Regions from separate parts of the Homo sapiens genome. Here all the other regions are linked to region 1. A link is a loop called in an ENCODE intact Hi-C map of the cell type or tissue named here. Cell type or tissue: sigmoid colon. All regions are shown on one strand. Links, peaks and the distances in the headings refer to the core of each region. The heading gives the core; the rest is flanking DNA. Region 1 has its middle 42 kb from the start of LINC01871. Region 2 overlaps LINC00299 (long intergenic non-protein coding RNA 299). Region 3 overlaps ID2-AS1 (ID2 antisense RNA 1).

What was found. A loop is a pair of places that touch in the nucleus more often than their neighbours do. Peaks named below come from ENCODE experiments on the same cell type or tissue, not always from the same donor. Only the 100,000 strongest peaks of a DNase experiment are listed, where the experiment ranks them.
Region 2: it touches region 1 in a loop (4-fold over the local background); 1 of 110 quality-filtered maps calls a loop at or near these places.
Region 3: a loop joins it to region 1, with 12 times the contacts of the local background. A loop is called at or near these places in 1 of 110 quality-filtered maps.

What each region holds. Positions count from the first base shown.
Region 1 is chr2:7,762,533-7,773,627 of GRCh38, forward strand. No RefSeq gene overlaps it. Among named protein-coding and RNA genes, the nearest start is that of LINC01871, 42 kb to the left of the region's middle. In sigmoid colon, for the core only: no CTCF peak of the experiment used is centred there; a DNase peak (open chromatin) is centred at 4,629.
Region 2 is chr2:8,158,164-8,169,258 of GRCh38, forward strand. All of the region lies in intron 7 of LINC00299 (long intergenic non-protein coding RNA 299), which reads right to left. Among named protein-coding and RNA genes, the nearest start is that of LINC00299, 160 kb to the right of the region's middle. RefSeq lists an enhancer at 848-1,349 and a silencer at 1,316-1,492. In sigmoid colon, for the core only: no CTCF peak of the experiment used is centred there; DNase peaks (open chromatin) are centred at 2,948 and 4,668.
Region 3 is chr2:8,667,935-8,679,029 of GRCh38, forward strand. It overlaps ID2-AS1 (ID2 antisense RNA 1), which reads right to left. Exons shown (of 4, transcript NR_110154.1): 2 at 5,103-5,373; 3 at 3,647-3,838; 4 at 3,050-3,343. Among named protein-coding and RNA genes, the nearest start is that of ID2-AS1, 8.4 kb to the right of the region's middle. RefSeq lists enhancers at 7,809-8,727, 8,728-9,645, 10,359-10,892, 10,893-11,095 and a silencer at 10,838-11,095. In sigmoid colon, for the core only: no CTCF peak of the experiment used is centred there; DNase peaks (open chromatin) are centred at 8,367, 8,827, 10,257 and 10,947; H3K4me3 peaks cover 2,951 bases; H3K27ac peaks cover 1,876 bases.

The DNA.
Region 1 (11,095 bases), core at 2,926-6,925:
ATTTCTTATTTCTTTTTGTTGTTGTTAATGTAATGCATTTTCTAGTACTTGAAGAAAATGTTGAAGAATAAGGAAGTGTTGATGATTGTATTAGTTCATTTTCACACTGCTGATAATGACATACCCAAGACTGGGCAATTTACAAAAGAAAGAGGTTTAATCGGACATACAGTTGCACATGGCTGGGGAAGCCTCACAATCATGGAGGAAGGCGAGGAGGAACAAGTCACATCTTACATGGATGGGAGCAGGAAAAGGGAGAGAGCTTGTGCAGGGAAACTCCTGTTTTTAAAACTATCAGATCTCATGAGACTTACTCACTATAACCAGAACAGCATGGGAAAGACTTGCCTCCATGATTCAATTACCTCCCATCAGGTTCCTCCCACAATATGTGGAAATTCAAGAGGAGATTTGGGTGGGGACAGAGCCAAACCATATCATTCTGCCCTGGCCCCTCCAAAATTTCATGCCCTCACATTTCAAAACCAATCATGCCTTCCCAAGAATCCCCCAAAGTATTAACTCATTTCAGCATTAACTCAAAAGTCCAGAGTCCAAAGTCTCATTTGAGACAAGGCAACTCCCTTCCACCTATAAGCCTGTAAAAGCAAAAGCAAGTTAGTTACGTCCTAGATACAATGGGGGTAGAGGCATTGGGTAAATATGGCTGCTTTAAATGGGTGAAATTGGCCAGAACAAAGAGTCTACAGGCCCCATGCAAGTCTGAAATCCAGCAGGGAAGTCAAATCTTAAAGCTCCAAATGAGCTTTTTTGACGCCATGTCTCACATGCAGGTCATGTTGATGCAAGAGGTGGATTCCCATGGTCTTGGACAGCTCTTCCCCCGTGGCTTTGCAGGGTACAGCCTCCCTCCCAGCTGCTCTAATGGGCTGGCATTGAGTGTCTGCGGTTTTTCCGGGCCCATGGTGCAAGCTGTCAGTGAATCTACAATTCTGGGGTCTGGAGGATGGTGGCCCTCTTCTCACAGCTCCACTAGGCAGTGCTCCAGTAGATACTCTGTGTGGGGCCTCTGACCCCACATTTCCCTTCTGCACTGCCTTAGCAGAGGTTCTTCATGAGGGCTTCACCCCTGCAGCAAACTTCTGCCTGGGCATCCATATATTTCCATACATCCTCTGAAATCCAGGCAGAGGTTCAAAAACTTCAGTTCTTGACTTTTGTGTACCCACAGGCTCAACACCACATGGAAGCTGCCAAGGCTTTGGGTTTCCACCCTCTGACGCCACATCCCAAGCTGTAGCTTGACCCCTTTTAGCCATGGCTGGAGTGGCTCAAATGCATCGCACCAAGTCCCTAAGCTATAAACAGCATGTGGGCCCTTGACCTGGCCCAAGAAACCATTTGTTCTTCCTAGGTCTCCAGACCTGTAATAGGAGGGGCTGCCATGAAGACTTCTGACATGCCCTGGAGACGTTTTCCCCATTGTCCTGGGAATTAACATTTGGCTCCTTGTTACTTATGCAAATTTCTGCAGTTGGCTTAAATTTCTCCTCAGAAAATGGGACTTTCTTTTCTATTGCATTGTTGAGCTGCAAATTTTCCAAACTTTCATGCTCTGCCTCCTTTATCAAACAGAACACCTTTAACAGCACTCAAGTCACCTCCTGAATGCTTTCTTGCTTAGGAACTTCTTCCACCAGATACCCTAAGTCATCTCTTTCAAGTTCAAAGTTCCACAAATCTCTAGGGCAGGGGCAAAATGTCACCAGTGTCTTTGCTAACACATAACAAGAGTCACCTTTGCTCCAGTACCCAACAAGTTCCTTATCTCCATCTGAGACCTCCTCAGTCTGTATTTCTTTCATTGTCCATATCATTATCACCATTTTTGTCAAAGCCAATCAACAAGTCTCTAGGGAGTTCCAAACTTTCCCACATTTTTCTGTCTTCTTCTGAGTCCTCCAAACTGTTCCAACCTCTGCCTGTTGCCCAGTTCCAAAGTTGCTTCCACATTTTTGGGTTATCTTTTCAGCAGTGCCCCACTCTACTGGTACCAATTTACTGTATTATCCATCTTCACACTGCTGATAAAGGCATACCCAAGACTGGGAAATTTACAAAAGAAAGAGGTTTAATGGGACTTACAGTTCCAAGTGGCTGGGGAAGCCTCATAATCATGAAAGAAGGCAAGGAGGAACAAGTCACATCTTACATGGATGGCAGCAGGAAAAGAGAGGGAGCTTGTGCAGGGAAACTCTTGTTTTTAAAACCATCAGATTTCATGAGACTTATCCACTATCACAAGAACAGCACGGGAAAGACCTGCCCCCATAATTCAATTACCTCCCATGAGGTTCCTCCCACAACACGTGGGAATTCAAGGTGAGATTTGGGTGGGGACACAGCCAAACCATATCAACGATAATGAAAAATCTCATCTTTTTCTAAGGTAAGTGCAATGTATTTTATAATTCACCATTAAGCATGATGTAGATTTTTGATAGATGCCTTTTCTGGTAAAGACACTTACATTTTATTTCTAATTTCTTAAGAATTTAAAAAATTAATACAGCTTACTGATTTTCTTCAATTTTCCACATCTATTAAAATGATTATTTTATTTAAATCATTCATGTGTCAAATCATGCTAATGGATATTTTGATATTGAGCCAGCAATGCATTACTTGGATATTCCCTATTTGATCACTTTTATACATTATCAGATTGAGCATCATAAAATTTTATTTAGAATTTTTGTACCACTTTTCATAGATGAAATTAGCTACTTTCTTTTCTCACAAAAACGATAAAAAACTAACATAATCCAATCACAGGCAGGGTTAGGAAGTTTATTCTCCCATATTTCTTGTCAACTTAAAAGTACTGACTGAAAGCAGGCTCTGTTAAAAAAATAATAGCATGCAAGAGTCTAAACACCAGGCCAGTCATCATTATGAAACATTATGTATCACCATGGCTTCAAAGGTAAGGTAAAACAAGAGCCCTTTCAAACTAGCAGCACCTCCCTTAGAAAAAAACTGAGGTGTTGCTAGTTTGAAAAGACTCTTGTTTTAACTTCCCTTTATGTAATAATTATTAAATTTTATATATGTAATAGTTCAAACATTTTATATATGCAATAATTATTACTTTACATATATGAATTAAATATGAATATATATGAAATGATATATATAGGGCTTGTATTACACATATAATTTAGCCTGAAAATATTGACACATTTATAATGAGAAAAATCTTCTGATTCAAAAATACAGTATGAATTTCTGTTTGTCATAGTCTTGTATTTTTCTGTCTCTGGAGCATTTTCAAATTTTCTTATTATAAGTCACATATATCTTAAGTTTTTTCCTAAATATTGTTTTGTTACTGTTTTTGTTAATGTTTTATTCTTCCCCATATATATTTTTTCATATATGGAAGCTATATATGTTATCTTTTTAATTTTATATGCCCCTTTTTATGAACTGAATTTCCTTACTGTTTGTATTTCTTATATAAGAATATAATCATACCAGCCACAAAAGTTCAGTATTACTGCCTGCTTTTTAGTTAGTATGTCTTTAGTTTGTTTCTCTTATCTAGTTGCATTCACCAGAATGTCAGAAATGATGATGGGGAGATCCTAAGCAAGCTGCTGTGGATGCAAAATAAATCAGACACTAGGTCCCTGTCCTCACAGGGTTAAATGCAAGATTTGAGCTGAAAGAGAAGGAAGCTGACTGGGTGTTAACACACTCTTTCTCTGTGCTACTCTTTTTGACAGCAACTATCAGTACTCTGTCATTTATTTCATAATTACTTGAGTTTTGGCCTCTTTCTCCCATAAAAATATAACTCTATTGTGGAAACAATTCTGTCTTTGAGATCATCACTTTAACTGCAGGGCCTAGAATGTGTAGGCATCCACTACATATTTGGTGACAAATGAAAGCCGGGTGGGCGATGTACAGCCACAGGCCACATCCAGCCAGGCATCTATTTTTATGCAGGAAGCCCCACAGAATCACAGCCACTCCCGTCGCTGTGCGTGTTTTCTAGAGCTGCCTTTGCATTATGTCCAGCAAAGATGAGTGATTACAACAGAAACCTCAAGGCTCACAAGGACGAAACTATTCACTGTCTCACCTCCTACCATTGATGGAAAACGTCGGGCAGCCCTGGAGCTGAAAGATGAATGTCTCAAAGGAAGATGTTCCTTCATAGCAGGCCGTTGGAATCAAACACAGCTTTAATTTGTGGAATTATTTGTTTAATAGCTCCTGTTTTAACCAAAGGTGAGAGAACCGGCATTTGTTCTGCCAGAGGATGAAGTTGATTTGCCTGCTCAGTGTCAGGGGACAGTCTGCTTCTTCCAGGGACAGTGTTACATCCCATACCTCAGTGCACCTTGAGCGGTGTCCAGGGGTGTGTAAGTCAGGACTGACACATCACAGAGGCAGGGAGACCTGGACACCCCACCATCCAGAAACAACATTGGCCCAGCTTGGTTTTGCAGGGTAGCCCAGCCCAGGCCCTGTCTCCCTGCTAACTCCACCCGTCGTCCCTCTCCAGGTCCCCCCGGCTGTGTGCTCTGTCAGCACCCCCAGAAGATCCAGTAAATGTCACACTAGGATGCTCCCCATGACCAAATTAGTCCTGACTGTGTGAGCTGCTCTCTGGCAGCCATCACCTGCCAAGCCGCGGCTACACTGTCCGGAGTGCGTGTTTACCCTGAGAAAGCGTAGCCTAGTGCTTCTGAGGAACCGCAGACCCCTAGGCAGGAGCCAGGAGAAGACCGCCAAGCACGGCGAGGCCGGCCGTGCTACCAAATAAGGCACCTCTCCTGCAGGGAGCTGGGACCTAAGGGACTCGCGCTGGGCACGGGGCAGGCGGCGCCCATGTCCCCTTCCCACGGTGCCCAGAGGGCCTGTCCCATTTGTGAGCAGCTCCCAGGCCGTCCCCCAGCCAGGTGTCCCGTTCGAGGACGCGAGCTCTTCCACTTGTCCCTTGCCCGGGGCCCTGGCTTTCCCTGGGCTCCCCTCATGGTTCACCTGCTCTCACTAAGACGGGGCAAACGAATAACGGGGCTTTTGAACGAAAACGTGGTCGCAGGGCCATTCACAACAGTGTAAGGGGTTAAGACACCTCACCCAAGAGCACGACTCCCGCCGCACCCACAGACATGCACACCAAACAAACCACACCACACACACACACATCACATAGAGACATGCACAACACACACACACCACACCACAACATATCACACCACACACACACCACACACATCACATAGAGACATGCACAACACACACACACCACACCACAACATATCACACCACACACACACCACACACATCACACAGAGACACACACACCACACACACACCACACCACACCACACACACACAGGCACACACCACACACACCTCACAGAGACACACCTCACGGAGACACACGCACCACACACACCCCGTACCACAACACACACACACCCCCAACACACCACACACACACAGCATACACACCACACAGACATATGTACCACACACACTCCACACCATACCACACATACACACACCATACACACCACACACACCATATACACCAGAGACACATGCACCACACACACCCCACATCACACCACACACACACACACACACCATACACACCACACAGACACGTGCACCACACAACACACACATACACCATACATATGACACAGAAACACACACCATACACACCACAAAAATACCACATCACACACATCTCACACACCACAAACAGCATACAGTACAACACACACAACATACACATACATCACATACCACAATATAAAAACATAGACATCACAGACATACCACAGCACACATTACACCACACCCACACTACACGCAGCACATAGATGAACACACCACACACCCACACTGCACACAGATACACAAACCACACCACACCCATGCACACCACATACAACAATATACACCACAACACACACCACATACACACAAACACCACATACATAAGCAGAAACACACAACAGAGGGGTGAATGTGTATGCTGGGAGGACCTCCGTGCAGCCCAGAGGAGACTCCATGCAGAGCCTCCAGGGCAGATGCTGCAGCCTGCGAGGAGACCTTCCCTGCAGATCAGGTGACTGGGGTTGCTGATGACCCATTAGCACTTTATGAGTATTCAAAGGATTTTATCATGTACAAGATGCTCTTCAGAAATCATCCAATTTAAGTACATTTGTTTATTTTGTGTATAAATAAAGGTGGGCTTGGTGTGGAAATCCTCCCCATGCAATACCCTCAAAGGGCCAAATCCAGTCCCAAGCATCCCTGTGCCCTCAGGTCCCCTGGGAGCCATACAGTGGAGCCCCTAGATATGTGGGCCACCACCCTTTCTCCTTCTCTAGCCACGTGGAAGTCTGAGGGGACATCGCCCCAGACACGGAATCTTCTGCCTGTGCCTCTGTGGCAGGAAGAACAAGGGCTTAGTCCCACTCTTGACACCACCAGGCCGGGCAGGTCCTTGCCCGGCTGCGCCTGGAGAAAAGGACAGTGCAGGTAGAAGAAACCAACCTTTCGGGCGCCAAGTCCATCTCCCAGGCACAGTCCACCGCGTGTGCCCAAGGCTTCGTTCATTGAAGCTTCTAAATAGGAGATGGAGGGAGATGCATTTCTGGCTCCTGGTTGGGAGGTAGCGAGGGGAAAAAGAGAGAAAAAAGAGACAGAGCAAAATGTTCATAGACACCCACAGCACAGTGCTGAGGTGTGCAGGGGGAAGTTGTTCATCTACTTTGTGGGCCCACACGTGGGAGCAGGCAGCTGGCAGGGGCACAAATGGGCGCATCGTTTCTATCGCTCATGCTGCATAGGCCTGGAGGAGCAGGGCTGGTGAGTATGCATAAGAAAACTGTTGAGCCCCACACCAGAAAACATGCCCGCATTGCATTCCAGTCAAGTGGTGTTCAAGGCAGCAAAAATGTCTGAGCTAATTCTAAGGACCAGAATTCTAATAGAGCCGGCCCCTTCTATTGGCTGGGAATGTTTGTTTTGAAACAGTGGGCTCATTTAAAGGGATCATTGAAGAGATTCTTCAGGGCCCAGTTCAAATGTCATGACCTGTCTAAAATTATTTCTTCTGCATTTTTGTATCACCTTATATATAACCCCAGTATAATATTTACTATGAATTCTCTATGCAATACATTGTTCAGCGGTGTGCCTTGGAGACAGCAGGTGTTTGTTCAGTGTTTTTATTAAACGGAAGAGTGAATAGGTGGATGAATGAACAAATGACTGAATGACTGCTTTGCAGGAAGGGTACCCAAGTGGGAAGATGGAGCTTTGATCAGCTTGCACATTACTGTTTTAATTAGCTTATGTATTAGTCCATTCTCACACTGCTATAAAGAACTGCCCAAGACTGGGTACTTTATAACGGAAAGAGGTTTAATTGACTCACAGTTTTGCTTGGCTGGGGAAGCCTCAGGAAAGTTACAATCATGGCAGAAGGGAAGCAGGCGCCTTCTTCGCAAGGCGGCAGGAGAGAGTGTAAGTGAAGGCAGAAGGGCCCCTTATTAAACCATCAGATCTTGTGAGAACTTACCCACTCTCAGGAGAACAGCATGGGGGAAACCGCCCCATGATCCAATCACCTCCCTCCCTCAATATGTGGGGATTACAACTGGAGATGAGATTAGGGTGGATACACAGAGCCAAACCATATCAGCTCATGAAGAGAGCTGTGTAACCCAACAAAACATACTGGGCAAGAAACAACAAATTCTCAAATTAGTTTCCTAAAAATCAAAATATTAATGGTAGCAATGCTCAAGGCCAAAGCTAAGATGCCTGTGCAGAAACAGATAAAAAGTTAACTTGGCAATGCCTGCCGTGGTATAATTTCACATCTGTCAATTGTTTTTGTTTGCTTAAAGTTGAAGAAATAGACCAAAGACCAATTGTAAAGTTGTGAAGAAAATTCACTAGATGAAAAAAAGTAAAAACCTCAGATTATGTAGTGCTTTCCCCTAAATATTGGTAACTCTGCAGCTGCCAACAAACAGGACAGCATGTGAACATTTTTGCATTTAGAAAGTATTTGAATTTTAACTTGCAAAAGAAAACAAAATTATATCTGTTGCATTTTCAAGACAATTTTTAAGTAAAAAAAAAAAAAAAAAAAACAGCCATGGAAAAGGCTGTGAAAAGCTATGATTGCTGCTCTGAGGATCTGGGCTTTTTCTTCTCAGTACTGTAGTGAAAACAGAAATGAAAACCTTGAAAAGTAGGGGAAAACCCACATTCCATTAAGATCCTGGCAGCGGGTGCAACAATTATTCTAGAACCCGCAGCAGCCTTTTCATTTGTATCTAAGGAATGGTGGATGGACTCCCTCTATGATCTAACTTTCCTCATCCATGTGAGATTCATAGCAGGCCAGCAGATCACCACTTTTACTCATCCTCAAATGAGAAGCTGAAGCTCCGAGGTCGGGAAAACTGCACCATCCCCCATCGTTAACATGTGATGGGACCAGGATCCCAGTCCACCTTTCCCAAACCCAAATCCAGTGCTCTGTCTGGGTCCCCGCTGGCCAAGGGTCAGCAGAGCAAGCCCTCTGTCAGGTTCTACCCCTCCATAGCCTCCACACTGCAATAATTCCTGTGAGATATTCCAAAGCTCACTTTGTCTTATAATCTATATTGACATTAACTAAGAAAAGTAAAAACATATAAAGAAAATAATAAAATGATCAACTCAATCGCAAAAGTCACTATACTCAAAAACCACAAGTTAGCGACCTTACTGTACAGATCACTCTGCTAGATTGCTTTTGTTTGTCCCCATCCTATGGATGATGAAGATAAGGTGCAAATAATGATGAAATAAGGCTTAAAATTTCTAACCTAACCTTTGGGTTTTCCTTCACACACCCTTTAGAAATATATTTGTTAGATGTGATTTTGCCATATCCTAGTTTTCCTTTGTTGTCTAAAGTATTTTGAAATTCTAAACTGTCCCTTGATGACAGCACTCAGGGAACTGGCGAAGGGACATGAGATTTGGACAGAGGGAGGACGATGTGGCCAGGTGCTGGCCTTCCATGGCAAGGGCTGATGGACATAAATACAAAGGCTAGAAAACTGAAGAGGCTACATGATGAAGATTCATTAAGCCAGCACATAGACAAACAAAGCTAGGTAAGAACAATGCAGCACACCCCAGAGCAATTAAAGCTCATGCACAGCCTTGTTGGGCAGGGCAATTGATTTTAGCAGGCTTGGAACAAGAACGGGCCTCAGGCATGCTATTTTGCAGACAGAATAAAAGAACATCAGAAAAGAAAAGTGACTTGCCCAAGTTCACAGTCAGTTAAGTCAACGATGGGGCAAAAGCTCAGGCCTCTGGGTGCTTTCTCAGTATGGCTTTTATCTGCACCTGATTTCACAAAACAGACTGGAATGTGCTGAGAGGCTGCCAGGCAGGTGGTCAGCATCCATGCAGTGGGTGCTCTCACCAATGCCACACCTGGAGAGGAGGAGGGCAAAGCAGATGTCGTCCGGGTGATTTTCAGCCCTGGGCCCTTCCCCGTTCACACCTCAGGCTTCTCAGCATGTATTGCTTTGCCATGCTTTCCTCAGCTTACAGTAATAACTCCTTTTGCCTGCCACCCACACTGACATGAGCCCCCACTTAGAGATGGCTTCGTGAATATTTCAAATTTTATCAGGTGCTTTAATTAAATCATTGACATTTATGTCAGAGAGTACAAGACTGAAGTTCACTGAGGGTGGTCGTCTTGCCCAGGGTCATCGAACTGGAACTGGCACAGCCAGGATTTGCACCTAAACCTGTTGGACTCCAAGGCCCATGTTCTCTCTACTTAGAGGATAACAGCCAAGACTTCTGATTTCCTACCAGTTTCAGAAAATATGGAGCTCCCACAGCATAGGAATTCTCTCCATAACAGAATGTTATGGCTAAAAGCATGACCCATCTAAAATTCAACTTCGAGTATTTATTTAACAAATAACTACAGTACTTCATTAACTACTATAGCAGATATTTAATAAACAACGTTGTAATATGTGCCATTCAAAGCACTTTACATATATTGAAGCTTTTTGTCTTCCTAAAAACGACATAAAGTAGGAACTATCATTTTTCCATTTTACTGATGACAATACTGAGGCTCAGAGACATCCAATAGATTACCTAGAATTACATGGCTGGTAGGTGGAAGAACTGGTATTCAAATCCAGGCAGCCTGGCTCTACACTCTTGGCTTTTAATCGCTAAGCCATACTCCCCTCTCTAGTTTTGTAGAAATCTTAATAGAATGGAGTATGCATGTCTTTGCCTTCTCAAATTGAGAATAGTGAACCTAGTTGAGCCTTCTGCTTATAATTCAAGGTGACCCACATGAATTTGGAACATTACATCCACTACAGCATGCCTAATACTACCCTCAGACATTTTAGATTGCAAGAGTAAATTTCCCCCAAGACTGGCCCCAGATTGCTGTTCTTATGAAGTTCTTTCCAATTTTTAAAGCTCTTCTATTTATTTCTTCTGCTATCTTCCCTCAGCGACTATGGCTATCTATATATATTATTCATGACCTTGCTTTAAAAGGAATTATCTGGTTCTGTGTCTCTGCAAGATTATCTTGCCTTCTAACACAGCAAAACACATCAGCTTTATGACAGCAATACTTTCTCAAAATTTTTTTCTAGACCCAGTGGCATGTCCCAGCTTGATGTGGCTCCATAAGTGTGTGATATTGTTTAAGATTCTGCTCAAATGGACTCCCTGATTCTGAACCTTGGGAAGGAAGGGTATCAGCAGCATCGGAAGGGAGGCTCTCTGGAGTTTTTCTATGGAGGAAGTCGCCACACACACAAATGCCGCATTGTCAACTCTCTAGAACACAGTCATCTCACAACTGTGGAATGTCCCTCCTTGCCAAACCCTCAGGACGACAGCAGTTGAAACTTTCATATACGGAGGAGTGGAGGCTCCTACGGAAGAAAAGAGGAAGAGCCAGTGCTTGATGCAGGCTTTTGACACTTCAAGTTGGGCAATGTTTTTGGTTTCAGCAAAGTTGCTAAAA
Region 2 (11,095 bases), core at 2,902-6,901, 400 kb after region 1:
TACCAGCTCTGGCCCCATCAAGAATGGTGAGATGTAAAGTGAGAAATCTTAATTTTGGTGGCACAGTCACACAGAATCAGAGCTAGAAATCAAAACTAGCCGAGTCCCAGTGTTTGTGTCATGAAGGCAACTGCTCGTTTGTTTACCATACTGTCAACATGCTCAGAGCCATCTCAGAATCCGCGTCTCCCGTACGTCTATTTATACCTTACCCCTCTTCCCAGCATTTGGGAAATCTTTTGTGAGCTTGCGGAAGTTTTTATTTGAGGACTTAATAAAAAGTACATGGGTTGGTAAAATTCTTGGATTTTTATCGCAGGTTTCTATTTTTAATCATCATGAGAAACGTTTTGTTTGTTTTGAAGCTAGAGATGCTTCACTTTTCTTCACTGGAATTCCACTTTTCTTCTTTTATTTATTTATTTCTCACTTACCTCATTCACAGTTCCTGGAGATATGCTAATATCACACTGTGTGGCTATGCACACAATTATGTTTTAAATAATAAAGAAAATGCAATAATAAGAAACGGTGGGCTTTGGGCTTTTGTTTTGATTTTTCTGACATTCCAGCATTTAATTGTAAAACACTCTTCTGGCTTTATAATTGCTGGCTTAGTTGATGGGAAATTGTAAGACTTTAAAATCTGAGTGTGAACAACCTTGACTGTCGCCTGCTCTCTGGGCCCACGTCACTGAAAGCTAAGAAAACAGCTCCACTCAATGGACTAACATCACCGAGAACCTCCTTCTCAACACCGGCTCTTCGCTGTGCATGTGAATACCACCTGGGTGCTGGTAGATTCTCTCTTCTTCAGATCCTGCCTCAACTTATCCCTTCCATTCATGTCTTCCCTATGTTTCTCAATTTACCTTTCTGCCACCTTCCTACAGAACACCTCTTCCCCATCCAGACCTTATCACTTCGTGTCTGGATTTGGAAATCACCTCTTCTCTGACCACTTCTCTCTGCCTGCCTCCTGATTTCAAATCAGGTAACTTCCTAAAACCACTTATATTTAATTTCTGGAGAGAGTCTGCAATATTAAAATGATTTCTTCCTAGAAAAAAAAAGTTGAAAAATTAATAGTCCAATGACCACAACCACCTGCAAAGCCCTGTTTTCCCAGCACAAGGTGAAAATCTGTGCATCTGGTGTCTGTGCGCACCCCCTGCACGCTGGTTCTCCGGAGGCTTCACCACTCCCTGTTGCCCTGCACAAGGTGCTGCCCAATTTCTGAGGGCCGCCCGGCCCTGAAAACATCGGCGCAGCCACACTCATCATGGCACTTGCACTCATCACTGCTGCCAATGCAGCAAACTTAGGCTCACCCATCTGACTCTCCCATCATCTAAGCCCAGTGTCCTCTCCGGTTCCAACTCCCTCCCAGCCTTGCTGGGGGGCTGGTCTCCAGTTTCACAACCTCAATTCCAGCAGCATCTTGCATAGGATGCTTTTGCTCCTCGCCTTCACCCACCTAAACTTTGTCACACTCCAATCCCAGTTCAAGTTCCTGTTTCCTGCTTGAAGCCCTCCCTGCCTTCTACCCCATAGCAGTTTGCCCCCGAGGCAGTCCTGGGCAGCTGCTGGGCTGCCTGGGACAGGCTGAGTCAATCTAACTCCAGGGAAAGCTCTTTACTGGCTGGCTGCACACACTTTCCTGCTTTCCGCTACAGAGCACTAAATATGTCGCTGGTACTGCTCAGAAAGGGCTTTCAAATGCTTTAAAATCTGTATAAAGAAGACACTAGTTACATAGATACGAAGTATTCTGCTCTAAAAGTTTTTTTCCCAACACAAAATGAAGCTTCTCTTCTCTTTAACTTCCTAGGATTCAAGCTCCCTCGGGTGCACTTACAAAGTCCAGAGAAGCTTGCAGGGTGCTCCCAGGGCACTGACTGAGCAGGAGTGGGAAACAGGTTGCTAATTCTCTAGGCCCCTCCCTCTGCCAGCAGAATCGGCTGCATTATGTTAGGGTCAAGTCACAGGAGGACACAGGACTCTCCCAAGCATGGCCTACCCCAACTCTAGGCTCTAGGCCCAGGGGGCTCCACCTCCCTCCCCAAACACCTCATGCCCTAACGCTGGCTTCACTTTGACCTCTACACCCCTTTCTGTCATGGTCTGTCTGCTGGAATGCCCTTCATTTGTGTTATAAGGCCCAGTTCAATGTTCACCTCTCTAGGAAGACTTCTCTCCTCTCCCCAAATGAAGCATGAGCTACCCTCACCTCCTGCATACTCCTGCAGCCCTTTGAACTCGGTTTTCACTTCTGTTTTTTTTGTTTGTCTGCTTGTCTTGCTGTTGCACCTCTCTCTACACTGAAGCTAAGATTCACCATTTTGCTTCCTCCTAAGAATTCCTCTTACACCACAACCTCTCACCCTTTGTCCTTGAGTTTCTCAGACACCCAACTTGAATTCTCAGTGCAAATCTGGGAGTCAATGAAAGAGCAAGTTGGAGCTGTGAAATCACCCTCACCCCACCACCCATCCCTCTGCTGTAAAAAGAAATACATGCAAAATTGCTGAGAACAAGATCTGGAAAACAGTAGGTGCTTAAATGAGGCTAATGGCTTCCCTTCTTTCTCATTGCAGGAAATACGAATCCTAACATGATGAATTCCCAAGTATTTTAAATGATAATAAAATATTTCCAGCTCAAGTAGATATTCAAATGAGAGCGATGTTGCTAAGAGCTGAGCCTTGGAAAAGGCCTGGAAAACGCTGCAGTAAAAACTCTCCGGACTTTCTCTGTGTATTCTCTAACTCAACTGGCAACATGAGCCACTAAATGATGCTAAAGACACAGGTTTCATTGCATTCTTGACTTTTTTGCTCTTCGGCCAAATGTCAGCGCCCCCAATTCACGGCTCCAAGAGGACCTGTCCGTGAGAGCACCAGCCCAGCCCCCACCTGTGTGAATGAAGAGACCCATGTATCCAGAAAACTACAAGTGACATGTGCAGAGTGACAGCGAGAGCCCTGATCACAGTTCCTGTTTCTGTCCAGGGCTGCTTGTACCACAACAGGCCATCAGATGGACGCTGTCCACAGTCTATTACGGCAAGGGGGCAGGAGGCCTGGTGGGAGCCGGTAAATGACTCTGCCCTCTGGGAGGGATACCGGGGTGGTTGGGGAACGCATCTGCTGTGCGCCACACCCTCGTCTCCAGGCCCTGCGTGCTCAGTGGGCTCTCAGTTGCCAGGTCCGACCTGGGTGGAACATCGTTTCCGAGCTCTGTCTCGAAGTGAGTTCCATAGACAGTTTGGTCCTAGGTCCTAAATCTCCCTGCTTTCTGGCATATCATCTTACGGCTCTTATAGGCGCGCGCACACACACACACACACACACACACACACACACACACACAATCTGTCCTCTCCATCCAAACACAAAGGCTTTTTTTTTTTCTTTTTGAGACGGAGTCTGGCTCTGTCCCCCAAGCTGGACTGCAGTGGCGTAATCTTGGTTCACTGCAAGCTCCACCTCCCGGGTTCACGCCATTCTCCTGCCTCAGCCTCCCGAGTAGCTGGGACTACAGGCGCCCGCCACCACGCCCGGCTAATTTTTTTTTTGTATTTTTTAGTACAGACGGGGTTTCACCGTGTTAGCCAGAATGGTCTCAATCTCCTGACCTCGTGATCCGCCCGCCTGGGCCTCCCAAAGTGTTGGGATTACAGGCGTGAGCCACCGTGCCCGGCCACAAAGCCTCTTTAAGTTTACTTTTTTGGGGTTGACAGCAAGTTGTTCAATACAGCCCTTAAAATATTTATTATTTTAAGGAAAGTAGATGCATAGCTGTGATAACTTCAGCAAATAGTTTTAATTAAGCTGATTTAATGAAAATCCAGTACAATTTTGATTTTTTAAAACATTTGTATATGTGTTATCTCCAACATACCTAACAATTCTCTGTGATTCTAACTCCAGCATCTTCTGAGGCTACAAGTGTCACTTTTAAACCAGTGAGTTACTGCAGGGAATTTAGTCAGCCCACCTGGTAACAGCCCATTCGCCATCTTCCAGTTGTGTTTTATCCTTTGTAAATGTCGTAATTTCCAGAACCTTACTCTGAACATTTTCAATATCTACTCAGTATACACTGAGGAATTTAATTAATTTTCATTTTGTTCAAAGTTAAAATTTAATGCAGTGCTCAGTTTAAAAATAAGATATGTATAAATTATAATTTAGCGTGCATTCTAAAGTGAATTATTACCTGGGGTTTATTAAATAAGCTCCTTCTTTGGTATATGAAGGGAGGTATCAGTGGTCACATTTCACTCTGGGGAAGGAAAGGAAGATTGACTGAGGCCCAGCCAGGCACCAGACAGTGAGCCAGGTGTTTCCATGCCCCTCGCCTCCCTGAGCCTTGCAGTCATTCTGCGGGGTGGGCGTCTGTAGGAAGGAACGTGGGACCGTGTGATAATCTGGACATTGCGCTTGCACCGGAATTTCTTCCTGCTGGTTTTTGTAGGTCTGTGTTTCCCAGCCATTCAGTGAGAGGCACGGGAGAGAGCGGACACACTGAGAAAGGCTGAACGGCTGGTCTTTTCTATTTAAGGGAATCTCAGAGCACATGCCATAAATTATCCTCTCCTCAGTTTTCTTGACGCACATGACGAGTCCTGAGTCAACCTTCAGGCTTGGTCCTGTGGCGGCATTGCTTGTGGACTACTGAGCTGCCGCACGTGTCACAGCCAGACACGCACGGGGTCATTCCACCACCCAGGGCTGGCCCCCACCCTCCATGCTCTGCTCCATTGTCTGGGCAATGGAAGGCGATGATGGTGAATGCCTTTTTCTTTTTTTTTTTTCCCCGAGACTGAGTCTCACTCTGTTACCCAGGCTGGAGTGCAATGGCACAATCTCAGCTCACTGCAACCTCTGTCTCCCGGGTTCAAGCGATTCCCCTGCCTCAGCCTCCCGAGTAGCTGGGACTACAGGTGTGTGCCACTGCGCCTGGCCTGAATGCCTTTTTAAAAAAGTAACAGCATACTTAGAGTTTCCAAGTTTCCAAGATACCACATTATACCTGACACGCTCATCTCACCGGACCCAGCCTCTCGGGGAAGAATATTGTAACTTCATTCTTCAGGCCTCTCCTTTCCACAAGGACTCCCTCCCCAACTCCTGATAAGGATGTTATTTTCCACAAAAAAATATTGTATACAATTATTAAATAAACAAAGGATTCTGGACAGTCACATCTCACTAAGCCACAAAACGGCCACCCTGGGGTGTGCCCTTCCTCACAGTGCTTTTCTTTTTTTTTCTTTCTTGTTTTGAGATGGAGTTTTGCTCTTGTTTCCCAGGCTGGAGTGCAATGGTGCGATCTTGGTGCACCACAGCCTCTGCCTCCCGGATTCAAGCGACTCTCCTGCCTCTGCCTCCCAAGTGGCTGGGATTACAGGCACATGCCACCATGCCCGGCTAATTTTGTATTTTTAGTAGAGACAAGGTTTCTCCATGTTGGTCAGGCTGGTCTCAAACTCCCGACCTCAAGTGATCCACCCACCTCGGCCTCCCAAAGTGCTGGGATTATAGGTGTGCGCCACCACACCAGGCCCATGGTGCTTTTCCATGGCCACCGTGCCCTTCCCCAATCTCACAGGGGTGGCTGGGCTCCCACACCAAGGCCTGGCCGCCTTCCTGACCTCCAGCTTTCTTTTTGGCTAATCTTCCCAATCCACAAATCGTTGCATCTTAAGAATAGAGCACGGTTCTCGTCCTCAGTTTGACATACTAAACTACTGGCAAAGATGTATTCTTGGGACAGCTTTTTAAAGTCTGTCTGCAAGCAGCACCAAGATTAAATGCATCTCCCCAGCCTGAATGGGGATGGCATTTTTCACAAAGAGTGGTCCTGCAGGCCAAGGAGATCACAGCTTGAACTGAACACCTGTCAGTCGGTCTAGACAGCAACTGCTCTAATTTTGGAAGTGCAGGCGATCCGTAAAGCCAGCAAGCGGGGATGACTTTAGCTTCATCTATTGTGGACACAATTAAGTAAGTGAGATATATTTATGAATTCAAAACAGCTTCGTCATTCTTTAAAATCGGAGTTGAAAATCCAAACCGGAACTATTCATATGGTTTCTCCTTTTAAGTTACAAGGTTTCCTATCATGTATATGAATGAAATATAGTTTACCAAGTGAGAATAGTTTCTTTGTATTTAATTAGAAAATGACAGCATTTTGGTGGTGGTGAACAGTCAACACAGATCGTCTAACGGAATCCTTTCCTTCACTTTTGGTTCTCTGTATTCCGAGTTTTCTTGTTTGTAATCCTATTGCTGTCTTCATTAGAATATAGAAATGCTTCTATCTTGGCCTGACATTCACTTCTAGCTGCATTATGGGTGTGATTTAAGAAAAAAAAACAAAACAGTTAACTAGGAGACTGTGTTCCTTCCCACACTGTGCCCATGGAGGCAGCACATATGTTAACTCTTTCTAGTTTTGGACGAGAGTGGGTGAATATGATACGTATTGCTGGCCAAATTCTGTGGATTTTTTTTAGCACAGTGCATTGATCTAACAAATATCTTCTTACAGTTGTACAATGCTTTGGTAGGTAGAAAGAGTAACAACCTATCATTTTATACCAAAAGGGAATTTTTACATTTTAAAAAAGCACCGTTGTGAATATAGAATGGAATATTATACAGCCAGTAAAATGAGGTTTATAAAATAAGGTATGTACATTTGCATTTAAAATAATAGAAAATATTCTTACTTCTAAAATTATTTGAACAGTAAAAATACAAAATGTTCTGTAACTATCCCTAGTTGAGATATCATACAGAATTACATAATGTTTATATGAGATTATAAATGTGCATGTATATCTTTCTCGTTGTCTCCATTTATAAACAGTGATTGTTTCTAGTAGGAAGATCAGGGTAACTTTTACTTTAAAAAATGTGTTCTATAGTTTCTGAATTTTGGTGAGGCGTCTTATTTTTAAAAGCAAAATATTCTTCAAAATTTTATTTCCAATAAAATATATTTATTTCAGCAGCCCCATGGGCAATAAAGGAAAAAAGCAATATTGCCTAGTTTTCTAATTCTGAAGATATTTTAGCCTTTCAGTTTTCCCAAATAATAATTCATGTGTAATACAAGGGAGAGATATTTCCCAACAGGTTTAGGAAAGCCTTTTTTTCCCATGACTTGTGACTTTCCAAATTATCTACAAAACGCAGAGCAGAGGGAAGAATGGAAGCTCCCATTGCCATAAAGATGTTCCTGCTTCACACTCTACTATACTTTGGCATATTATAAGCAGCTACGATGAATGAATTGATGTTCTGTCTTGTTGCCACAACAATTAGTCAAAAAGTGAAAGGCTCAGTCAGTTCAGTACGCAAGACCTTGGATGCCACTCAGGAGCCCTGCATGAGGAGAAAGGAAGGTGCAGGGAAACTTCATTGTACCCACCAGACGGCCCGAGAACCATCTCACTGCATTGCACCGAAGCATGTTTGCCTAAGACTTTCACAACCATAATTATTTCCTTTTGAAGGTAGACATTGGTTTCCTAAGGATTTGAACCGATTAACTATTAGCCTGGTGCAAAAGTCATTGCGGCTTTTGCCATTGCTTTTAGTGCAATTACTTTGCACCAACCTAACAGTTGCATGAATATGCACATCTCACCTTAACAAGCCAAGTTCCTCTAACTTGCTTTCTCTGTTTCCCAGATAGCTACCCAAATCAAACAAACCCTGTATCCTTGACCTGTGTATGTTGTTTTGCTTTGCTTTTCATTTTTGAAAAACTGTACTCTTGTGCATGACAGAAAATGCATGATAGAGGTGCATGATGGAAAGTCTTTCAAATATGCCCCCATAGAATCTGACCCAGCACTCCCTTCATCCCTGCCCGTAGTGGCTGAGGTTACAATCCTGCCCTCTCCTCTCTGCGTCTGCTTTAATCCACCATCAGCTGTAAGGAAGGAAATTAGTACGGGGAGAGAGAAGAATGAACACACTGTAATTGTTACAATACACTAACAGTAATATTGTGACAAACAGTTCAGTGCTGTAATTCAGTGCCTCCAAACACTCAAGTATAGTTGAGAATAAGATCTGCATTTCTTCAAGAGCTAACAAAATGATTTAGGGCATCCCAGGCCTCGAGCACTCTAGGTGCTCAATAATTGTGTATTCAGGGAATTATCTCTAATATGTTTTTCAATAAAGCTCGTTATATACCTGTTGTGAAATGTCCTTTTCTTTAATCAATCATATTTATTTCAAATCATGAGTTACAAAGAAATTTCTGGTGCAGTGGTTCACACCTATAACCCCAGCACTTTGGGAGGCTAAGGCAGGAGGGTTGCTTGAGGCCAGGAATTTGAGACCAGCCTGGACATCATAGTGAGATCCCATCTCTACCAAAAAAACAAAAAAAAAATCAAGTGGACCAGAGTATATACATGACACAGCAATCAGGTTAAATCAGAAGAGTCCCTTTAAAAATCAAAGTAAATTTTCCCAAATACATTTTATTAAAGAGAATGGAGTAAACCATGAATAAGGTTGTTAGAAGATTCCAAATTTAAAATGCAAGCAAGTTCCTCAGAAACAAAAGTATACTGCTAACTCACCCACCTTTTACAATATGTATTTTCCAGTACAACATAGCCCAGTGAAGACTGCATTTAGAATGGCAGTTATAATGCTATATGAAAAAAATAGAATAATTGTGGAATTTTTTGCATTTAATGCTGTTTTTAAAGTAAAGAACATTCAATAGCAAGAGCTAAATCAAGCATTGTACCACGTAAGCTATAGAGTAGGCAATCTTCAAACGAGCTCTGAACTATATTGTTAAATATCATTTGAAGTATTTATATGTTAATTTTCCTATAAAGGTATATAAAGGTAGAAAAAGATAAATTAGATGCAGTATTAGAATCAACAACACAACAACAAAAACTACTGAAAACGCTCTTTTGTCTAGATTGAAAAATACTTTCTAAATACACTTAAAATTTAGGTCCTTATTAATTTTATCTAAAACAATACAAATGCTTAAGTGTTCTTTCTTTTTTTTTTTTGAGACGGAGTTTCACTTTTGTTGCCCAGGCTGGAGTGCAATGGCGCCATCTCGTCTCACTGCAACCTCTGCCTCCGGGGTTCAAGCGATTCTCCTGCCTCAGCCTCCTCAGTAGCTGGGATTACAGGCACACACCACCATGCACAGCTAATTTTGTATTTTTAGTAGAGACGGGGTTTTTTCCATGTTGTTTAGGCTGGTCTCAAACTCCCGACCTCAGCTGTTCTGCCTGCCTCAGCCTCCCAAAGTGCTGGGATTACAAGCATGAGCCACGACACGCGGCCAAGTGTTCTTTCTTAATGCATATTCAAGAATACCTTAAGTCAGGAAAACATTGGTTATATTTAGATAGAAAACATAATTGAATGCTAAGTCTTCCCCAACTACTGCCATGTCAGTTCAGCCTGGCACTTATATTTTATTATACAGTTTTCTGGAAAATACCTTAAACCATGTCAGAATAGTAACTCATATATCAGAGCTGGCATAACTCCAGCAGTAGCACTGAGAACACTGCAAATATCGCAAATTTGTTGCCTCATCCTGGGCATGATAAACCCAGTTGAGGTAGTGAGGTTGGTGCAGATCCTAACTAAATGTGGGAAAGAGGACCCTCTCCCTAACCTTTAAATCCTTATGTAAAGTTTGCTATCTTGTACAAAGCATGTTATCCTTATTATAAAAATTATACCTACTCATGTAAAAATTTATTGGAAAATAAAAAAGAGACAGAAAGAAGAAAACCTTGCCTTTAGTACTCAGGTCCTTTCCTTTTAAAACCACATTGGAATCATACTGTATACAATTTCATATTTAGTTGATCTTTTAATTTAACATTATATCTTTAGCATTCCTTATGATATTAAATGTCCTCTGTGGACATAAATCACAATGCATATAACTATTCCCCTACCCTTGGACACTTAAGTGGTTATCAATCTTTTGAGATAATAAATAGCATTACGGTGAATGATAACAGAAATGTTATATTACACCATCAAATTAAAAGCACAGCACGACATGCAACCAGGCACAATTCAATCTGAATCTAATTGATTTTAGACGGCAAGATTATTACAAATCCTGGGTGCATGCATTCAATTTTTCATGATCCAAAAATGTAATAAGTGTGGCTTTGAATGTCTTCCCTGATGTCACTGATCAAGTTGCTGGAAGGTAGAAAGCAAAGAATGGACCATGACACTTCACCAGGGTTTCACCAGATTCATTTAAATACATTAACCAACGTGTCAAAAACCCGCCTTCCTCTTGTAACAACCAGCTCATACTTTCCCTTCCTGTACATGAGCACGTAATAAACATTTTCTCAAAAAGCTGATGGAAAGCTAGGTAATGGTGTGAACATCACTTTCACAATGATCAAAAAAAATGACCTATATTCAGCATGGAGGAAATGTCTTTCAATTCCTAATGATCACCTTTTTATTTACACGTGCTCATTTATAAGCCGTCAGCCAACATAGATCACTTTATGCTTCCGCTTGGAAAAGGGAAAAAAGAAAAGAAAAGAAAAGAAGTACAAGACCAAAATAACAGTGGCCTATCAAAGAGAAGTTTATCTCCCCTGCAGGCTAACAATCCTCTTTGGTTAGCTCAGAATTTCAGGATGCCCTGCCCTTATGTCCCCACCTTGCCTATAAGTGCTTCTGCACAAGAAGCAGGGAAGAGTGGGCTCAGAGTCACCGCCCCCACCCCAGCAAGTGAGGGATTTCACCCAGGACTGACATGCATCTCCTGGCTCTACTCTCTGGGTTATTACCAAAGCAAATCACAGGCCCACAGTGAACTTTGAAGAAGGCAGAACACACTTCTCCCATGACTCTGATTGTTGACAGAACCAGATATTGGCGAAAAGCTCATGCCTACCATACAGCTGTAGAATCAGCAGTGCCTCTTCCTGTCTACAGACACTCAGATTTCTTTTTTTCTACTCAATAAAGGAGCAGTTGGCTCCCCTGTGCTGGTGTGGTCTCAGCTACATGGTTGCTCAAATACTCCCAATGGT
Region 3 (11,095 bases), core at 7,054-11,053, 910 kb after region 1:
GGAAGAATGGATGGAAGGATGGAAGGATGGATGGATGAAGTGATCAATGGATGATGGGATGAATGGATGGATGGATGAAGGGACGAAGGGATGGATGGATGGTTGGATGGAGCAATGGATGGATGGATAGATCAATGGATGGATGGATGAAAAGATGAATGGATGAATGGATGGAAAAATGGATGAAGGGATGAAGAGTAAATGGATGGATGGATGGATGGAGGAATGGACATATGGATAAAGGGATGAATGGGTGAATGGATGGATAAAGGGATGGATGGAAGTAAATGGACGGATGGATAAATGAATGGATGGATGAAGGGGTGAATGAATGGTAGACGATGGATGAAGGGATGAGTTGATGAAGGAATGGATGGATGAATGGGTGGATGGATGGATGGACGGATGGATGAAGGGATGAATGGAAGGAAGGAAGGATGGATGGATGGATGGATGAAGGGATGAATGAGTGGATGGATGGATGGATGGACGGATGGATGAAGGGATGAATGGAAGGAAGGATGGATGGATGGATGAAGGGATGGATGGATTGATGAAGGGACGGATGGCTGGATGGAGTGATGGATGAAGGGATGGATGGATGGGTGGATGGATGAGGGGATGGATGGATGAGGGGATGGATAGATGGATGGATGGATGTCTTAAAGCTCAGTCATTTGTGCTACTATTCACACTGGCTGCAATTTGTGAGCTTGGAAAACCAGTCCTTTTTTCCAGCCTGAGGTAAGATCTGATTCTTCACAAGGCTGTTTCACTACTGACATGTTTTCATCAGATACGTTTGCATGTTCATTAACTCATGTAAACATTATTAAAAGGACTATGTAAACAGCTTCCTACACGTTTCCTCTTGCTTTCATTCAGGTATAATTATATGAAAACACAATGTACCATATGTGCCAACGGGCCATTCCCTTTCTTGTGCTTCCAAACGACAATTCCCCTCTGCAAACACACTCAGATACCAGGTCTTTACATTTCTCCTTCTACTCCAAATCTAATCTGCCTTCTGAAGACAAAAATCTCAAAGCCCCTGCCCAATGATATGGCAGCCAACAATGTCCATTCTCACCCTAATATGGTCTAGGAACTCACTCTTACCTTTAAAAGTGCTTTGCAAATTGTAAAAGGGTATTCAAAAATGGTTACTTCCTCCTTCACTGTACCCTTGTCACAACTATTCAAATAGTCATAAACATTCAATGCTGCCAAACATGATGGTGGTTTCCAATCCTCTTCACCCTACCCAAGTCCAACATGTCACCCCTCCAATAGTCACTATGTCCCCTCACACAGGAAACATCTCAGAAACAGGCATGAGTGTCCTGACAGCTGCAGAGGAATAAGTATGCTGAAGGTCACTGAAAGTGACTGGCCAGCAGCCTCTAAATCAGTTCTATTTTCTTCCTGGCATACTACTCGTCTAGATCTTCCAGCCCCCTCCCTTGCAGTTAGGTATGGCCATGTGACCGAGTTCTAACACAGTGGTTCTCAACCAGGACAATTTTGCCTCCCGGGGACATCTAGCAATGTCTGGAGAGGAGGCAACTGTGGTTGTCACAACTAGAGGAGAGAGGAGAGTTCTATGGGAATCTAGTGAGTCTCTGAGGCCAGAGAGCATCCTGCTGAACATTCCACAATGCACAAGACAGCTCCTCACAACAATAAACACCATTCACAGGCTTTGTGGCTTTGTTCTAACTCTGATTAGCCTTTGGCCAGCTCAAATGCCCATGGTGCCAAAACCCTACACTCACCCTGTACTAATAGTTGAGAAACCCAGTTCTAACCAATGGAATGTGAGCTAATGTGTTGGAGCCAATTCCTTGCCTGATCCATAAAAACCAGCCAAGTGCAGTTGTCCAAGCTCTTTCCTCTTCCTTAGTCTGGGTGGAGATGATCCCAGGCAACTTGGAAGCCACACGCCGAATACAATGGGGCCACAAAAATGGGAAGAGCTTACATCTGTCACTGCTTGAATGAGAGCTGTCTGCCCATCAGTAACACACATTTTACACTACGAAATAAACTAGCATGTTAGAGATCTGGGTTTGTTCAAGATACCAGCTGGCATTAGCTAACTCAGTCACAAATACTTTTGCTTGTTTTCTTGAATAGATTCTCCAATATATGGAGCTCCATTTGAGCCAACATCACCTGGGGGACATCTGGATTGGCCAGTCCTATTTCAAGTGGGAGAGGGATCTCCAGGGTACATTTCTCTGGAAATCAACTTATAACTGATATAACGAGCTGGCTTATGCAAAGACACAGGAGGGGTCTGTGGGCCCATTTAAGTCTCTGAGGAACTTTTGAAATTGGTCCTCTTTAGATAAGCTCGCTACAGTTCACCTCTGGCCATTCTAGTCCTATAGGACTTCAAATTTGAATCTCTATACTCTATGTGCTGCAAGTTTAGTCGAAGATATCTTCTCTTGCCCAGTTATCTTAACCAGTCAGAGCTTAGTAAAAATAAATGCAAGTTCCTATTTCTTTACAGATTTACTATATCTGTCATAAGGCGTTTCTGCAATTGTAGTGATCGTTTACTGAGGAGGTTGCTAAATTTAGCAGATGAAATATAAGGACATACTCATACTAAGAAAAATTATTCTATTCATTGTCCAGCCAAAACTTAAATTTAAATAGGTTTCCTGCATTTTATCTGGCAACCGTATTTACTGAGCACTTATATTTTTCCAGGTACTACATCTGAGATACATTCAAATCCTCAAAATAACACTGAGCGGGGCGCCACTATCGTCTCCATTTTCAAATGGGGCAAGAGAATGCAAAAGGCTAGGTTCTCTCCCTGGGCCACAGCCCACCTGCCATTGGCAGTGCTGGGATCCCAAAGCAGCCAACACATGGGCTCTTCTCGCCTGGTCCAATGCTCAGAGGTGTGCCCGCAGGCAAGATCTGCTCAGGGAATGCTCCTTATTTCACCACCATTCCTTTAAAACCTACAGAAAGCATAGTCTTTTTTTCTAATGGGCAATCGTCAAAACACAGTGGCTGTAAGGGAACCTGAAGATGTGGTGAGGATGGTTAAGAATATCTTATTTAAAACTTTCATGTTTTGGAACTATTGTAAAATATCCATAGTAAATATTTCCTTTTTTAAAGCTTGCATTTCTCTCAGAGATGGGTAAATGGACGTGATCCAGTTTCAGCAAGTCTTAGGAGGCAACTCGGTGCGAACCTCAGGAGCACAGACTTTGAGGTCAGATGGGCGTGGGCTTAGATTCTGGTTCCACCATCTCCTGGCCGTTCTGGCATGGGCAGGTTACCTGGGCATCCTTCACACTGGCAGTTTGCTGGCCTGCAAGATATGAAAGCAGCAGTCTCCGTCTGAGGGCTCTGTAAGGGCTTAGTGCAGAAGCAGGTGAGGGAGCGCTGCCCATCCTTTACACATGGGAACCTGGGGCTCATGGTGACTCACCCTAGGACACGCTGCAAACCAGGGGTGCAGGTGCTCCCAGAGACGAAAGAAACAAAGGACTGGGTGGGAACCAAGAGCTCAGGCTCAGGGAGGGACAGACTGGGGGAGCCCTCAGCCTCACCCCCCAGGCCCCAACATGCACCCCACCCCCGTAACGGCAGCAACCAAAGAACCTCATCCCACCTTATTGCAAGGATTGCCTGCTTCTGCATTTCTTTAGTGGCTCCTCCTGGAGAATTCAGGACTCATGACTTGAACTAGCAGGACTTGATGAACTGTAACTGCATCCACCCACTCCTGACTGCTTTCTCGGGATCAGAAATGGCCACACTGGGATTGTGTCACTGGGCAACACCATCCCAGGAGTTCCTGCACCTTAAATCAACAAGACAATGGGAGAAAAAGCCTGATCCTAACCTGGAAGCATGATCATCACTCCACACTCAAATTCTTTACATTGTTGTTGTTTTTTTTTAATGTTGAAATCACTTTAAAATCTTGATAAAGAGAAGTGACGCCTCTGAGATGTTTCTGTGACACTGTTTCTGCAGTGTCTGGAGGTACCAGATGCTCTCACTGCCTTTCCAGGAAACTGTGCGGCCCACAGGCAGTCACCTCTCACCAGTGAGGCTTCCTCGTGTCTCCAGGGCCCCTGAGCTGGTACCATTCATCATACTTGGTTTTGGTTCAAAACATACAGTCATCACATAGGGTTATAAATTCTATATCTTGGGGGATAGTTGGTAGGGGTTCTTATTGGTTAAAAGAAAGTCCTAAGAATATACTAGACACATATCAAATAAAACCTGTATTTCTTTTAAAATTAAGGCACTTTTAGGCGGGGTGCAGTGATGCCTGTAATCCCAGCACTTTGGGAGGCTGAGACAGGCAGATGACTTGAGCCCAGAAGTTCGAGACCAGCTGGGTAATATGGTGAAAATCCATCTCTACAAAAAAATATAAAAATTAGCCAGATGCAGTGGCTCACATCTGTAATCCCAACACTTTGGGAGACCAAGGCAGGAGGACCACTTGAGCTCAGGAGTTTAAGAACAGCCAAGGCACCATGACGAAACCTCGCCTCTAAAAAAATACAAAAATTAGCCAGGTGCAGTGGCATGTGCCTATAGTCCCAGCTACTCGGGGGACTAAGGCAGCAGAATTGCTTGAGCCCAGGAGGTAGAGGTTGCAGTGAGCTATCGCACCACTGCACTCCAGCCTGGGTGACAGGAGTGAAACCCTGTCTCAAAAAGAAATAAATAGCTGGGTGCTGTGACACATGCCCATAGCCCCAGCTACTTGGGAGGCTGAAGTAGGAGGATTGCTTGAGCCCAAAAGGTTGAGGCTGCAGTGAACCATGATCATGCCACTGTACTCCAGCCTGGGCAACAGAGTGAGACCCTGTCTCAAAAAAAAAAAAAACAAAAAAAACAGGTAGGTTTGTTGGGTGTAGGGATATGTTTATTTTATGCACTATAAATCATGTTGTTATAAAACTTTCAGGAAAAATACACAAATAAATTATCAATGATTACAACTATAATGAATGCACAAGATTATACCTAGAAACTCTGTACCCCCAATTTCTCTTTTGGAGGCCACTTTATGAAACAAATCACCCACAAAAGTATTGACTTACGACAATGAGTTACTCTACAGTCCCACTGGCCAGGCTCCAGCAGGCAGCCTCACGATGTCTTGTGTGCTTGGTCAGTTGGTGGCTGGGGCTGAGGTCATCTTACTGGGCTGGACATCCACGGAGTCCTCTTTTATTCCCAGCCAGGTGCTCAGCTGGGATGACTGAGGCTGGCCCCTTTTTTAGCCCTTTCCATGTGGCCTCTTCATGCCACCAGCTTAGACTTCCTCACTGCATGGTGATCTCAGAGATGTCTGCATTTGTTACATGGTGACTGTAAGAGAGAAGCCAAGAAACCAAAACCTTTTAGACTATAACCGTCCCACTTCAACCAAACGCCACAGAAAAGACTGTGGCCCCAACTCTAACCCCATCAGCAAAGGGGAGTGAAGAGCTAGATGGCCCCCCTCAGTCTGCTGTCAGAAGACGCCACCCTGAACAACAGGATGGTGTCAGAGAAGGTGCAGTGGGGAGCAGACAGTCATCCCTGCAGGTCAGCAATAAGCATCAGCAGAGGCTACCTGGGAGCCTGAACACCCACCCACCCCATCCACCACCCAGGGGATAATCAGGCACTGCTCTCTCCCCACTGAGGTTGTCAAGGTTGAGTAAGAACTGCGACATTCATCACCTTCCAATGGTAAGATGCCTCCACCCCACAATGTCATTGGAGGCCACGTGAGGAGCACCTCCTCCCAAGCCAGGGTGGTGCAGCAGAGGCCACTATAATAGAAGATTTAAATAAGCTCCACATCATAACATTACCCCCAAAACGCCCAGGTTTCAAGAAAAAAGAAAAAAAAAATCATTCATCATTCCAAGAACCAGGAAAAGCTCAACTTGAACGAGAAAAGACAATCAACAGTTGCCAACACTGAGGTGACACAGATGTTGGAATAATCTGACAAGGACTCTGCAGGGGCCATCAGAAAAATCTTCTAATGAGCAATTATGAACAGGCAAAAAAAAGATGAAAAAATAGAAAACTCAGTAAAGAAGCAGAAGATGTAAAGAAGAATGAAAGGGAAATCTTAAAACTGAAAAATACAGTAACCAAAGTAAAAACTCATTGAATGGACTCAAAAGCACAGTGGAGAGGGCAGAGGAAACCATCTGTGAACCTGAAGACAGAACAACAGAAATTGCCCAACTGAACAACAGAGAGAAAACAGATTTTTTAAAAATATATTAACATAGTCTCAGGGACCTCTGGGATTATAATAAAAGATCTAACATTAGTGTCATTGGAGTTCTGAAAAGAGAAGAGAAAAAGGGCAGGGCTGAAAAAGCATGTGAAGAAATAATGGTTGAAAATTTCCCAAGTTTGGCAAAAGAAGCTGTCTAGAGAACCTCAAACAGAATAAACCTAAAGAAATCCATGCCTAGAGAGATCATAGGCAAACTTCCAAAAATGAAAAGACAAATCAAGGAGAGAGAAACCACACCTTACTTACATTGGGGAAAAAGCAATTCAAATAACAGCAGATTTCATATGAGAAATCAGATTTTGTCATGAGAAACCCTGATAGAAGGAAGAAAGCACCACAGAATGTCAGGTGCTAAAACGAAAAAACACTGTCAACCCCAAATTCTATATCCAGCAAAAATATCCTGCAGAACTGAAGGCAAGAACAAGACTTCAGATGCGGGAAAACTAAGGGAACATGTCACCAACACACCTACCCTAAAAGACTGTCCAAAAAATGCTCTTGAAACAGCAGGAATTACTCAAACGGAGACTAATGGAATATCAGGAAGGAAAAAAGAACAAAGGAAAAAGAGAAAATGCGGGTAAGTATAACAGATTTTCCTTCTCTTGAATTTCTAGAAACGAGTGTACAGTTAGTTTCTTAAAGCAGGCGTCCCCAAAACCCCAGGCAGTGGGCTGGTACCGGTCTGTGACCTGTTAGGAATCCCAGGCAGAGCAGGAGGTGAGCAGTGAATGAGCATTACTCCCTGAGCTCCGCCTCCTGTCAGATCAGCCACAGCGTTAGTTCTCATGGGAGCGCAAACCCTACGGTGAACTGCACATGCCAGGGTTCTAGTCTGTGGGCTCCTTAGGAGAATCTAATGCCTGATGATCTGAAGTGGAACAGTTTCATCCCAAAACTATACCCCTAGTACCCACCACCCATCCCCCAGCCCCACTCCCTCAACCCTCTCCCAACCCCCCATTGGAAAAATGGACTTCCATGAAGCCGGTTCCTGGTGCCAAAACGGTTGGGGACCGCTGCCTTAAAGGGTCCAAGTAGGCTCATTCTCACCCAGCAGTCTGCCTACTGCAGGGTTCATTTAAGAGGCCGATTATTTATCCAGGGCTCATTTAAGAGGCCAATTATTTATCTGAAGCTTCTCAAATTGTGGTCGCCGCACCACCGGCATCAGCATCTCCTCGCCATGCTTGCTTAAAATGCTATATCCTGGGCTGCTCACCAAACCTACTCAATCAGAATTTATACAGGTGGCCACAGAACTCTGGGTGTAAACGTGGGTTTCTTACATAGACTAAGGTTTGAAAAGTCCTAAGATGTTAGTTGACCTTTAGTTAACAAAGGGTCAAGCTCAGTCATTCGGTGTTAACTTGGAAGAAAAATGAGAACAAACTGTTTTCACAGATTCCTGGCTCTTGGCAATCCAGCTGTCCAGGAGTGGAATACATTTCAAGGTTAAAAGAGTAATCAATGCTCCACCTGGAGTCAAGGTTACACACCTTTGCACAATGGCAGGCTGTCCTAGGAAGTGTTGGCTGGAGTCTAGGCCACCACAGAGGAGTCTGTCATTCACGTGTGCCTGCGTTTCTTCCTCTCTGAAATGGGGGCAGCCTTTCCAAACTCTTGGGCTCAAGGTGAACAGCAAAAGAGGTGTGCCGTGCACAGGCGTGTAAAAGACTATTTTTTACCTAAAGTGAATGTTTACTCTCTCCTTAAAGAGGGCCTTCGTGTTGCTCTTTTTTCTTTGAAATGGAACGTCTGTCTCTGTATTCTTCACACAGAATCCTAGAAAGTCAGGCATGATGGTTAAAATTAAATGTATGCCTTAATTTACCCATCCTTTTCTGCGGAGTCCTGATGAAGGGCAGGCCTAGGACTAAACAGGAGAGGCCCTGATGTCAGCGGAGGCAGGAAGAGGCCGGGATGAGCCCAGGACCCACCGCAGAGCTAACCAGGGCGATGTGCGCTCCACCAGCTAGAGCGCAAATCCTTCGCCCCGTGCCTAGGACTGCTCCTCCAGGAACTCCTCCAGGTCCCCTCCGCCCGCGGTGTCTCCACGTTCCCTCCTGGAGATGCAGCCTTAGGTCCTGCCCCTCCCGCAGAATGGTTCGCGGTGACGCGCGGCTGGGATCTTGCAGGACCCGCGCACGCACTCTAACTGGAAAGGAAAAGTCTGCAAACTGTCATTATTATGAGGAGAGGGCTGAATCTGGGAGTAAACGCCTTAAAGATGCGGCAAGGGGAAGAAGGAGTTCAAACTATTGAAAAACCTGTCCACCAGCCAACTCGCGCTGGCGCCGCCTGGGTAACACCAGTGCCCGGGCGATCGGTTCGCCTGCCTCCCCGGCCGAGAAAGGGCTGTGCCCCAAAGCCCTTGTCCTGTGCCCAGGACAAGCGCGTCCCGGCCAGGCCCTAGCCCGTCCCAGGGACCGGGACAGGGCTCACAGGGCGGCTGCCCCAGCTGGGAGCGCACGTGGTGCGAGGCAGGCGGGTTCCTCCTCACTGAAGTCATGGACTTGGCTCGCTGCGGAGGGGCCGGCGCGCGAACGTGGCTTGAGCCAAAAAAGAAAAAGTGCACACAATGTGTTTCTTGTTAGGGACTGCAAGCCGGGGCCTCGGGTTTTGCTTTTGGTGCCGCATTATAATATTAAGATGCAGTTTGATTCCGGACAAGTCCGTCCTTGTCGCTGGCTGGGGCGGATTCCCACGGACGCTGGTGGGCAGAGGGGGGGTGGCCTGGGTGCTGCGCTGTGGCGCGAGGGTGCACAGCGGATGGAGGGGGGGGTCCCTGCATGACCTAGGCTCCCTGCGGTGGCCGGACCCCAAGACTCGCGCCTCGGGGCGGCGCAGACAAGGCGACGCCAGCCCCGCTCCCGCCAGCTCGCGGGCGGCCCAAGATTGTTTTCCAAGACCTTATCTCTCACTCAAGTTAATTTTCTCTTTTAATTTGGTGATCGGAACAAAAGACACAGGAAAATCCTTTGTGAAAGCTAACGCAGCCACAAATCGGGGCACTTCACAGCATTTGTAACAAAATATTTGCAGTGCCCGTAGTTAAGTCGGCCCCTCCGCCAAACTTCCCAAACTTTGCTTTCTTTGAACCAAGCTGAAAAGTGATCTCCCTAAAAGGGGATCAGAAGATTGCAAGCAATTGGATTTAGCACGGAGTTCTACCTGGTGCTCTAGAGAGCTCTGGGCACACAGGATGGTGCGGGAATCCTGGAAGGAATTACAGCCTGAATGGTGGCAGGGCAGGGGAGGAGCCACTGTGAAGCCGTGGTAGTCGCTGAAACGCTTTGTTAATGCCATTTATTAGCTGTATGCGACAAGAAGTGTAAGAGGTTAGGCAGGTCTTCAAAAATATCCAAAAAGAGAAAAATAAACATTCCCTTGTTTGCTTTTTGTGGCTTTGCTCATTTTCTTCCCCTCGAGTGGCCCTTCATCTAAGGCTGTTTTAAACCCAAAATCGGTTATCTGGTTTCAGGGTAAGGGCTCCCTCTTGCCAAGGTATTAAATAAACAAGTACAGCAAAAACTTGAATCCTTATGTAATCCAAATGCCGTTTCCTCGAAAACCACAACAAATGCTGCTAAACCAGATAACAGGACCGGGAACATTCGGCCCCCCAACCCCCACCCCACAACACACAGCCTCCGCCCCCAGCTTTAGGGCCAGCAGAGGACATTTATGTTCAGGAACTCCTCTCCAGGACAGATAAATAATTGCTACTAACACTCTCAACTGCAGATGAGCACCCTTGAGGGATCCGGATGCCATAAACTGTCCGGGAGTGTTGGCATCTGGTTCTTAAAGCCAGGACCCCAGGAGGCGTCTGCGTCTGCAAGCTGACTTGGAAGTTTCTGGCCTCTTGATGTTCTCAGTCGAAAATGGTGCATTAGAAAGGGGATTGGTCTGGCCCGCGCTTTGTAGTAGTAATGAGGGCGCGAATCGCGCTAGGCTCTGCGCGCGCGAGGCTCCGCCGAGCAGGAGGACTGGGGCTGCACATCCTCCCGGCTCCCCCAGGGCGGAGAGGGGGGCCGTTCTGGAAGAAAAAATTGTTTATGCGCAACCTCCGAGGGTTCCGAGGAGTTAGGCAGTAAGACGGTGTGGAGGTTGGGGGGGCGGGGCGAGTCTTTCAATCTTTCAAAGGTATTTTTAGGAATCCAGGATCAAAGCCATTCGGCGAGAAACCGAAATAATCCAAAGGAGTAAATAAATCTCGCCATGTGCTAAGACAGTGACCTTCTCCCCATCCACCCTTCCCTCGCGCCAGCCCCACCCTGAACGCCTCGGTTGCAAAAACAAAATAAAGCAAAACCTTTTGCTTTGGCAACCTCTAAGCCACATTATGCCTCCTTTTGCAAAAGGAAGATTTCTTTCTTCTCCCTCTCCCGGCTTTTTTCCTTCGTCCTCTCCTCCGCCCCTCACCCGCCCACCCCCCCCCCCCCCCGAGCCCTTTTCTTTTCTTCTCGGTCCTCTTTCCTTCCCCAAATCACTCGAAACTTAAGACGTGCAGCGTCTGCAGGTGCGCGCGGGCCGGCGGCCGGGCCTGGGCGAGCCTGGGACTGCCGGGCCTCGCAGGCATTGATCAGCTGGGCGCGCGCGCTGAGTGACGGCGCGGTTGCCATGGCAGCCGCCTGAGCGGCGCCGCGAGGACAAGGCTGCAGGGCGGCGTGAATGGGCGGCGTCACGCGCCTGGCGCCAGAGAGTCTGCTCCGGGGCTCCGGCTCCGGCCCCGCCGCGGCCTGGCCCGCGCGCCGCCGCCGCCGCCACCGCCGCCGCCAA